Linked DNA regions of Homo sapiens: region 2 is linked to region 1. Evidence: chromatin contacts called from ENCODE Hi-C data. All regions are on one chromosome and are shown on one strand. The core of a region is the stretch at or near the end of the contact, and the rest is flanking DNA. Distances in the headings are between cores, read along the strand shown.

Region 1 (4,779 bases), core at 57-2,556:
TCAAATTTCCAAGAAAGAGAATTGGGTTGGTCCAACTTAAATTAGACATCTTTATCCTTGGTAAATCACCCTGGCAAGAGTTTCTTTGAGGCAGGAGGTGGTAGTGGCACAAACATAGCTATAGGGTAGAACTGTGAGCTGAGTCATTGCTCCAGTACATATTACTGCAGGGGGATGACCACGTGGTCAGTGCATGTGTTTGTGGGGGTAGAAGGAGATAGTGTTAAATTATTCTTGGAACGTGGCTTAACCACTGTTGGGTTTGCTCTATGACAAAATCAAGTGGCATAGTCATATCTGACTGATATGAATCAGCAAAATGGAAATGGGGCGAATTCTGCAGCCTTGACCTATGACTAGGTTTCAGTATTAGAGTTCTTTCCACCCTCTTTAAGCTCGTGTTGATAGAAACAGCCATCATATTTTCTTTGCTTCACATTTCTCAGGGTTACTTCATAAGAAGTGAGAGCTGATTTCCCATTGACTCATGCATTTCCATATTTAGCTCATTAGGTGCAGGAAGTCTACATCTTGTTGGTTCAATGTTTTCATTAGGAATTAGAAATTTTCAGCAATTACTTGCTGGACAATGCACAATCATATCTATATCTTTTACTCAAAATGGTATCTTCTGAACTTACATTCCAACATCTTGTAATTTTCAAATCTTTCCCATTTGTAAGGTGAAATGATCATAGTAATATACTTGTAAAACTTCCCTTATACATGAATATCAGAAAATATATGTGGCAAAGTGTTTTAGTTATCTATTGATTCATAATATTTTATTTCAGAATTGTCTCAAAAAACTCACACATTTATTATCTCATTCCATTTATTATCTCACTCTGTGGATCAGGAATGCAAGTACGCTTACATGAGGTTGTAGCGATGGTGTCAACTGACACTATGGTCGCATTTGAAGGCTCAGCTGAGAGGGGAAATATTTCCTAGCTCCCTCACATGGTTGTTGATAGGATTCAGTTTCTCATGGGGTATTGAACTGATGACCTCAGCTCTTTACTGGCTGTTGGCTAGAAGCCTCGCCTGTCCCTTGTTAAATGATTATCTTCTTAGGGAAGCTATGAAAAAAATCTCCATGCTAGTTGGCTTTTCTTAGAGTGAGCAAGTGAGAGAGCAAGAGGGTGCCAGGACAGAAGCCACAATGTCTTTTTATCCTAATCTTGTAAGTGACATCTCATCACTTACTTCTGCCACATTCTATTCATTAGAAGTGAGTCACTAAATTCAACCCACACTCAAAAGGAGGGGAACTCCAGGAAACAGAAATCATTGAGAGTTCTGTTAGAGGCTGCCAGCCACACCAGGGAACTGGAATTACAGGTATATTCTGACATTTAAGAAACAAAAGAAAATCATGAGATAAAGAATAATAAGGTAACAACATTCAAATCGAGGAGACTGAGAAAAAAAATGAAAGGAGTTTACTATTATGATTCTATTAACCAAGAAGAAAAGTAGTTTGATTAAAAAGACAGATTTTCATTGGCAAGCATGAAGAATTTCACATTTACATCAAATATTCACTTGGCCACAGATTTTTGTATTAATTTGAAGAGTGTGCTTAGCTGCCCTCTATAATGGGCAGCTTCCCAAAATGACTTGTGCTGATCAACAAAAAGAGTTAAGTAAATATACTGTCAATAAAGAGAAGCCTTGTAAAAGAAACTCAAAATGAAAAATACAAGGAAAATGTGAAAAAATTAACATTTTTAACAAAGCAAGTTTATAAGAAAGATACATAGGGAAAAAAGGCAACAATTTAATCAACTTACACTGTACAAAAGCAAAGTATTTTATTTCAAGAGATACTGGGCTTTTTCAGCTTTACAGGAAACTGGCCAATTATACCTCTTCATATGAAAAACAAAGATAACCAAGTCCCATGAAGATAAGCCTGGATAGACTGTATTTAGATACATTAACCTTCTTAATGAACTACAGACAGTCCCTGAATTAAATGATTTTTTTTTTTTTTACTTTATGGTGGTTCAAAAGCAATACACATTCAGGAGAAACTAGACTTCCAATACTTATACAACCATTCTGTTTTTCACTTTCAGTGAACTATTCAATAAATTACAGGAGATATTCAACACTTTATTAGAAAATAGGCTTGATGTTATATGATTTTGCCCAAATGTAGGCCAATATAAGTGTTCTGAACACATTTAAGGTAGGGTAGGCTAAATTATGATGTTTGCTAGGTTAGGTGTATTCGATGCATTTTCATCTTATATATTTTCAACTTGCAATGAGTTTATCAGGACATAACCGCAACATAAGTCAAGGAGCATCTATACTCTGATATGGATACCCAAAATGAAAGCTGTATGGGATGGGTGGTATAGCTGAGAAATAAACATAGAAAAAGAAAATGAACAGACACTGGAAGGCCAACTCAAAATATCCCATTTGGATATGTAAAAGTCAAAAAGATATGTTTTACTTAAGAATTGGCAGATAGTCACCAGGCGCAGTGGCTCACGCCTGTAATCCCAGCACTTTGGAAGTCCGAGGCAGGCGGATCATGAGGCAGGAGTTTGAGACCAGCCTGATCAACATGGTGAAACCCCATCTCTACTAAAAATACAAAAATTAGCCGGGTATGGTGGCACGCGCCTATAATTCCAGCTACTCGGGAGGCTGAGGCAGGAGAACTGCTTGAACCCGGGAGGCGGAGGTAGCAGTGAGCCAAAATCGCGCCACTGCACTCCAGCCTGGACGACAGAGTGAGACTCTGTCTCAAAAAAAAAAAAAAAAAAAAAAAAAAAAGAAATTGGCAGATAGTCTGTCTGTCTGTCTACACTACTAGTTATCCTGAAGTTTCATCTCTCAGATGACAGGAAGCAGTTTAGTGTTTTTTATTTAAAGGGGAAGAACAGATAGGTAAAGCCAACAATGATATTCTGGTGCCCTATCTTGGAAATATGAAAAAAAAAATTAAGTATGTCAAAAATTTTCAAATCAACTCACCAGAGAATTTATAGGAATAGAATGGCTGAAAGTTTTAAGAAGTTCTCAACAAGCCAACGGCCCCAGTATTCCTCACAATTCACCAAAATTCACTGAATGCCTGCAGTGTGAGGAGCAGTATGCAATCAAGAAAGGAAACCAATGAATGCTGATTTAGATAGTCATTTAGCTTTGCGATAATATTCATTGTTTTTCTAATGTTTATTATTTGGAAAAAATTGAAAAGTGTGAAGAAGGAAATAATACTCATAATAAACATGGCTAAAATTATGGTATGTTTTCTATAAAAAATGTGTTTGTACCCTTTGACCCAAATCAAACAAGGTCAAGGTACGCACTGTTAATTATAAGATAAAATGAGATTAGTTGTACAGCATGGTGATTATAGTTAATAATAATAATGTAATAATGTATTTAATAATGAATTATATACTTGGTATTTGCTAAGAGAGTAGGTTTTAAGTGCTCTCACCATACACACACACACACACAAACACACAAATACACAATAGTAACTGTATGAATTGATGGATATGTTAATTATCTTGATTGTGATAATCACCATACATTGTATCAAAATACTACATTGTACATCTTAAATATGTACAATTTTTGTCAAATCTCTAAAAAGATGAGGGAATAAATACATACATATATGTGTATATTTTACATGTATGTATGTAAATTTTAAATATTGATATGTAATTTTATAAACAATTTCTTTTCTCCCACCTATGTTATCAGAGTTTGCGTTCTTTTTTCTCACATTATTAAATTTTTTTTTTTTTTTCGAGATGGAGTTTGGCTCTTGTTGCCCAGGCTGTAGTACAATGGCACGATCTCGACTCACTACAACCTCTGCCTCCCAGGTTCAGGCGATTCTTCTGCCGCAGCCTCCCGAGTACCTGGGATTACAGGCATGCGCCACCATGCTCAGCTAATTTTTTGTATTTTTAGTAGAAACAGGGTTTCACCATGTTGATCAGGCTGGTCTCGAACTCCTGACCTCAGGTGATCCACCCGCCCCAGCCTCCCAAACTGCTGGGATTACAGGCGTGAGCCAACACGCTGGCCAATATATTTTTTAAAATATAACTTTTAGAAGCTGTTTTGTATTCCATTTGTGGTTGTAACATAATCCATTACATTTGTTCATACAATGGATATTAGGTCATTTCCAATTGTAGATATTTATTTTGTTTATTTTTGCTATTTATGTGGTGATAAACATTCTTAAGCAAAAAGTGTACTGGTCATTTATAGTGCAGTGTATTATCTCTGTTTTAGAAAAAAATCCTATTGTGGTATGAATAAAAGAAATATAAAAGATTACATTGAAATATTGTAAATTCTAAAAGACATGTATCAATTGCAATTGCAAAGGTAGGTGATAGAGAACTAACTGCCTTCTCCCTACACAAATCAGAGCTCTCACAGAGATGTCACTTATCTGAGCCTTCAAGGAGAAATATGAGCTTGTTAGGAAGAGTATGATGCCACTGGTTAGTCTGAGTTCATTGTAGATTCTGGATATTAGTCCTTTGTCAGATGCATAGTATGCAAATATTTTCTCCCACTCTGTGGGTTGTCTGTTTACTGATTTTCCTTTTGCTTTGCAGAAGATTTTTAGTTCACTTAACTCCCATCTATTTATCTTTGTTTTTGTTTCATTTGATTTTGGGTTCTTGGTAATAAAGTCTTTGCCTAAGCCCATGTCTAGAAGTGTTTTTCCGATGGTATCTTTTAGAATTTTTATGGTTTCAGGTCTTAGACTCAAAGCTT
Region 2 (5,592 bases), core at 7-2,506, 1.5 Mb before region 1:
GTGGTTATTTGTTTTTGGCTTACTGAGTTATTTAAATTTCTTATAGATACTAGATATTAGACCTTTGTTGGATGCAGAGTTTGCAAATATTTTCTCTCATTCTGTGAGTTGTCTGTTTACTCTGTTTATAGTTTTTATTTTGTTTTTGTTTTGCTGTACAGAAACTCTTTAGTTTAATTAGGTCTCATTTGTCCATTTTTGTTTATGCTGCAATTGCTTAATCATAAATTTTTTCCCAAGGTCAGTGGCCAGAATAGTGTTTCCTATGTTTTCTTCTAGGATTCTAATAGTTTGAGGTCTTACATTTAAAGCTTTAATCAACCTTGAATTAATTTTTGTATATGGTGAAAGGTAGGTATCCAGTTTTATTCCTTTGCATATTGCTAGCTAGCTATCCCAGCACCATTTATTGAATAGGAAGTCCTTTCCTCATTGCTTATTTTGGACAGTTTTGTCCAAGATCAGATGGTTGTAGGTGTGTGACTTTATTTATGGGTTCTCTAGAATGCTCTTATTCTTAAGGGATGCAGGTTAAACATACTTGGATGTGACAGAATTCCTGCAATTTACTTTTTAAAAAGTCACTAAAAAACTCCCGTGTGTGTTTGTGTGTATGTGTATGTGTGTGTTTGTAAGGACATAAATCAAATGTGGCACAATAATCAGTTAGTGAAATAGGTTAAAAGTATGCTGTGTTCATTGTACTGTACTATTCTAACATTTTTGTAAGTTTTTAAATGATCAGTGAAAGTTGGGTGGCAGGGAATATTGAGAAATTGTTGGCATTGAAGTCAGAGAACCTGGAAGTTGAATTCATGTTTTTATCTTGGGCAAGCCACTCCCGACTTCCGAGTATGAAAGGGATAACCTCACTGACCTATTCCTTAAGACTGCTGTGAGGATAACAATCTAGGCCCAGGGGTATTTGTAAACTAAAAATCACTGCAGGGTTCTCAATCTGGAGTCCAAGGACAGAAGACAGATTCCATGAACTTGGATGGGAATCTCACTACCCTCTAACTGCAATTTAACATTTCCTTCAATTACACACATTAGCATAAGTTAACATGTCATCTATTTGTTCATAGTAACAGCTCAATATTGTTAGCTGTTATGATTACAGTTAATTTTCTTAAGTTGCACAAGTGACAGTCATGAAAAACATGAGTCAGCAACAGAGCTCTTACAATCTTACATCCTCTTTTTTCTTCCACATCTAAAGGACACGCCTACTCTGAGCCAATACTATGTGAAAGATACTATACCGTTGACTCATATTTTCCATGGCCCTCACTTGTGCAACTTAAAAAACCAAATTGTAATAACAGAGTTTACTCAATGTGTTCAAAACTGAACTCCTGATCTTCCCCCTAAAAAAACTGCTCACTCAAAGCCTCTCCCATGATGTCATTCCAACAGTCCAGGTGCTCAAGTCAAAAACTTTAGAGTCATCCTTGACTTTTCTTTTTTCCACCCTACCTCTAATCCTTTAGGAAATTCTGTTGGCGCTACCTTTAAAATATGTAAAAATCTGACCATTTCCCACCACGAATACTGCTACTGCTCTAGTCCAAGCCACCACCATCTTTCACCCAAAGACTAATACAACAGCCTCCTAAGCAGGTACCCTGCTTCTTCACTTGAGTCTATTCTCTCTGTAAATAATTATCCTTTTAAAATATGTCACATCATCCGTTCTCCTTTTTAAAACTTTGCAATGGTTCCCATTTCTCTCAGAGTAGAAACCAAAGTCCTTCCAACGATCTCAAGAACCCATATGATCTGACTTCCCTTTACCACTGTAACCTCAACTCCTACCTATCTCTCTCTGCCCCCACCCTGTCCCAGCCACACTGGCCTCCTTGACATCCCTAGAACGTGCCAGGCATGCTCCTACCTAAGGATTTTTGCACTGGATGTTCTCACTGCTTTGGAACCCAGATATTTATGTAGCTAATTCCATCATCTCCATGTCTTTGATCAAAGAGTAAGAGGCCTACTCTGACAATTCTTTTTAAAACAGCAACTAACCTAGAGATGCCTAATCCCCCTACCTTTCCTCTAGCACTTATGACCTTCTAATGTATAAATAATATAATATGTAGTGTCTATTGCCCCGTGCTAGATTATGAGCTCCATAGAGGGCAAAGGTCTTTTTTTGTTTCCTCATGTTTTTTTAAATTATTTATTCATTTATCTATTTTGTTATTGTTTTGTTTTCAATTTTTATTGTGCTTAAATATACATAATATAAGATATACTATCTTAACTATTTTTAATGTACAGTTCAATGGTATTAAGAACAGTTATGGCTGGGTGCGGTGGCTCATGCCTGTAATCCTAGCACTTTGGGAGGCCGAGGTAGGAGGATCACTTGAGGTCAGGAGATTGAAACCAGCCTGCTAACATGGTGAAACCCCATCTCTACTAAAAATACAAAAAAAAAAAAAAAAAGAGCCAGGTGTGGTGGCAGGTGCCTGTAATCACAGCTACTCAGGAGGCTAGGGTACAAGAATCGCTTGAACCCAGGAGGCAGAGGTTGCAGTGAGCCGAGATCGAGATCACGCCACTGCACTCCAGCCTGGGCAACAGAGTGAGACTCCATCTCAAAAACAAAACAAACAAAAAAAAGCCAACAGTTATATTGTTGTGCAACCACCATCACCATCCATCTCCAGAACTCTTTATCTTATAAAACTGAAACTCTAGAGTCATTAACAAATAACTCCCCATTGCCATTCACTCATATTTTATTATTATAGCACCTAGAAGTGTTTATTACATAGGTGCTTAACAAATTTTTGATGACTAAATGAATGAATGCCTCTTGTAAAACTTCAAATATCATCTCCTTAGGGAAAAATCCCAAATTTATAATATAAGTACATAGATTTTATCCCAGATTCTCTGTTTTATATAAATTATTCCCATCTCTATACTGTTTGAAGCATTAGCTATGCCTCTTGCACATGTGTAATCTCCGGTATCATTAACATGTAATCTTAGACGTAGCAAATGTTTACTATTAGACACTGAGGACCACTAGAGAGGGAGGGGGATAAATTTTGAAAAACTAACTATTGGGAACTATGTACAGTACCTAGATGATGGGATCAATCATACCTCAAACCTCAGCATCATGCAATATACCCATGTAATAAACCTGCGCATAAACACCCTGAATTTAAAATAAAAGTTGAAATTATTTTTAAAAAGTCCAACAAGAGAACAAATGACCGAAGCCCAGAGCCATGAATGTTGGGTCTCCCCTTACCTCCTAAACCAATCCCTCATGTTTTAGCTCCTCCTCTGTGGTCCCAAGTTGGCCAGTATGTGTTAAAGCCAAGAGGCTCTGAATAGGAAGGGCATAGGTGGCATTTTAGAAAATGCATAGAACTATGTTTTCAATAGTATAAAAAACTAGTTTTTTTTAAAAGTTTTAATTTATGCATAGTAATTATGCATAAATTTTAATTGATGCATACTAATTATGCATAAATTTTAATTGATGCATACTAATTATATATATTTATGGGATACAATGTAATATTTTGATTGCACATGTATGCATTGTGTAATGACCAAATCAGGGTAATTAACATGGCCATCACTTTTAACATTTATCACTTCTTTGTGATAAGAATGTTCAAAAACCTCTCTTTTAGCTATTTTATTGTCATCTCCAGTCTAGTATGCAAAAGAACATGAGAACTTATTCCTCCTATCTAACTGTAAATGTGTACACGTTGACCATCACTCTCATCATCTCTCTCTCCTTCCTACCCTCCCCATCCTCTGGTAACTACTATTCTCCTCTCCACTTCAACGAGAACAACTTTTTAGATTTCAAAAATGAATGAGAGTATGTGGTGTTTGTCTTTCTGTGCCTGGCTTATTTCACTTAACATATTGCCCTCCAGGTTTCTCCATGTTGCTGTAAGTGACAGCATTTCATTCTTTTAAAAATATAACACTTCACGAATTTGCATGTCATCCATACTAATCTTCTCTGTACTATTCCAATTTTAGTATATGTGCTGCTGAAGTGAGCATGATAAAAACAAAGGTTTACCATGAAATATTAATGGCTTTATTTTAAGTGCCTTGAGGGCCAGTGAAAGAGAAAAGATGAGAAGAAGGAGAATCTAATCACTATACTCATACTGGAAACTTGGGGTAAAACAGCAAGTTTCTAAGAGTTCCAGCTGCTCAAGAACCTGCTAGTGCTCTTTTTTTTTTTTTCAGGGGAGGGGGGCACATTATTACAATACAGGGATATCAGCTTTGGGCAGCATCAGAAGGCAGCTTCACATAACTCTTCATGAAGGGTAGTGGCCAAATCTTTCGGCCAGCCCAGCACCCCTTGTGGTGCTGTAGCCCACTGGAAGGCCTCTTGCCCAGCCAACGGTTGTGACCTGCCCTGCCAGTGACCTGTTTGTTATGATCAGTGTTGGATACTCAGCCTACTGTTGCTATGCATGTTTCCAGCACCTGCATCTGCCTCTTAGAGGGCAGCTGGATAACGGTTGTGCCATTCACCTTCCACAGTAGCACACTACACGTCCCTGCAGCTTGGATATACTGGGCACCCCGGCCTGGCTCAATTTCCATGTTGTTGATGAGGGTTCCCACAGGCAGAGCCCCAAGTGGATGTGCATCCCCTTCCTGAGCAGCAACTGCCATTTGGCCTATGTGGTTGGAGTTCAGGATTGTATCTCCAGCCTGCAAGTTTTCTGTGGTGATGATCCAGTGTTTCTGGCTACCCCCAGCAACCAGAGCTATGTCTGCTGACCTACAGGGATCACGGTGGACTTGGATAACCTTCTCCTCAAAGGGTCCTGACTTGGTCTCCTCCTCAGGCCAGAAACACAAAAGTCAATCATGCAATAATGTTGCTTGTGGCCCCTGTCAATACCGTGCACCCAGATCTGGCCTGTGTGGTCTTCACCCCCAGACTTCCTCATCTTCACTGGTTTAATTGTGTACTTGGTATGACTCTTTCAAGGCACAAAGTTGGCACTAAGGGCCATAGAAGTAAGGATTTGGTGGCAGGGGAGCAACATCAAGGCAGAGGGCCATTGGAAGAGGGCATTGTTCATCACCTGGGAGGCAGGGAACAGACTCGGGACAGAAGTGGCAACGGTCGGGGGTGCCAGGCTCAGAGAGTGCAGAGTGCAGGTCAGTGCCCACAGGGCCATCAGGATAGCCAGGGCTCATCACACTCCTGCTAGTGTTCTTGAGAGAAATATTGAGATGGAAAACCTATGAAACCACAATGAATACCCTTCCACCAAAAAGAAAAGGGAAGATGACCTTTTCTTTAGATCCCACCTGAAGTAGGAGAAGGTCAAGATACGTAGAATCCTATTGATACCTATTATTAGTAGGGAAGAAGAAACCATTTAGGGAGACATATGATTGTGTCACTCAAATTCACTTCTACCCATCCTTTAGGAAAGGCTCCAGATTCTTTGGCAGAATGCCTGTAAGCTAAGAGACAGGCTAACAGAGGGATCCTAAAACAGAGCTGTGAGCAGTGGTGAGGAGGAAACCCCTCCACACCTCTCTGAGAACAGCAGTGGTAGCAGCTGC

Evidence for each region. A loop is a pair of places that touch in the nucleus more often than their neighbours do. Pooled maps may share reads with other maps.
Region 2: a loop to region 1 is called in a pooled map, with 23 times the contacts of the local background. The contact joins two enhancer-like sites. A Hi-C loop is called at or near these places in 3 of 37 single-sample maps with no recorded cell type and 7 of 50 pooled maps.

The regions. Positions count from the first base shown.
Region 1 is chr12:88,295,323-88,300,101 of GRCh38, reverse strand. No RefSeq gene overlaps it. Among named protein-coding and RNA genes, the nearest start is that of TMTC3, 160 kb to the right of the region's middle. Within about 2 kb of position 1,306, at least 5 of the 41 ENCODE cell types and tissues checked have a DNase peak (open chromatin) inside an H3K27ac peak, as active enhancers do.
Region 2 is chr12:89,752,520-89,758,111 of GRCh38, reverse strand. The region is part of intron 2 of LOC107984543 (a long non-coding RNA gene); the gene reads right to left. It also overlaps the pseudogene MRPL2P1 and the pseudogene RNU6-148P. Among named protein-coding and RNA genes, the nearest start is that of ATP2B1-AS1, 46 kb to the right of the region's middle. Within about 2 kb of position 1,256, at least 7 of the 41 ENCODE cell types and tissues checked have a DNase peak (open chromatin) inside an H3K27ac peak, as active enhancers do.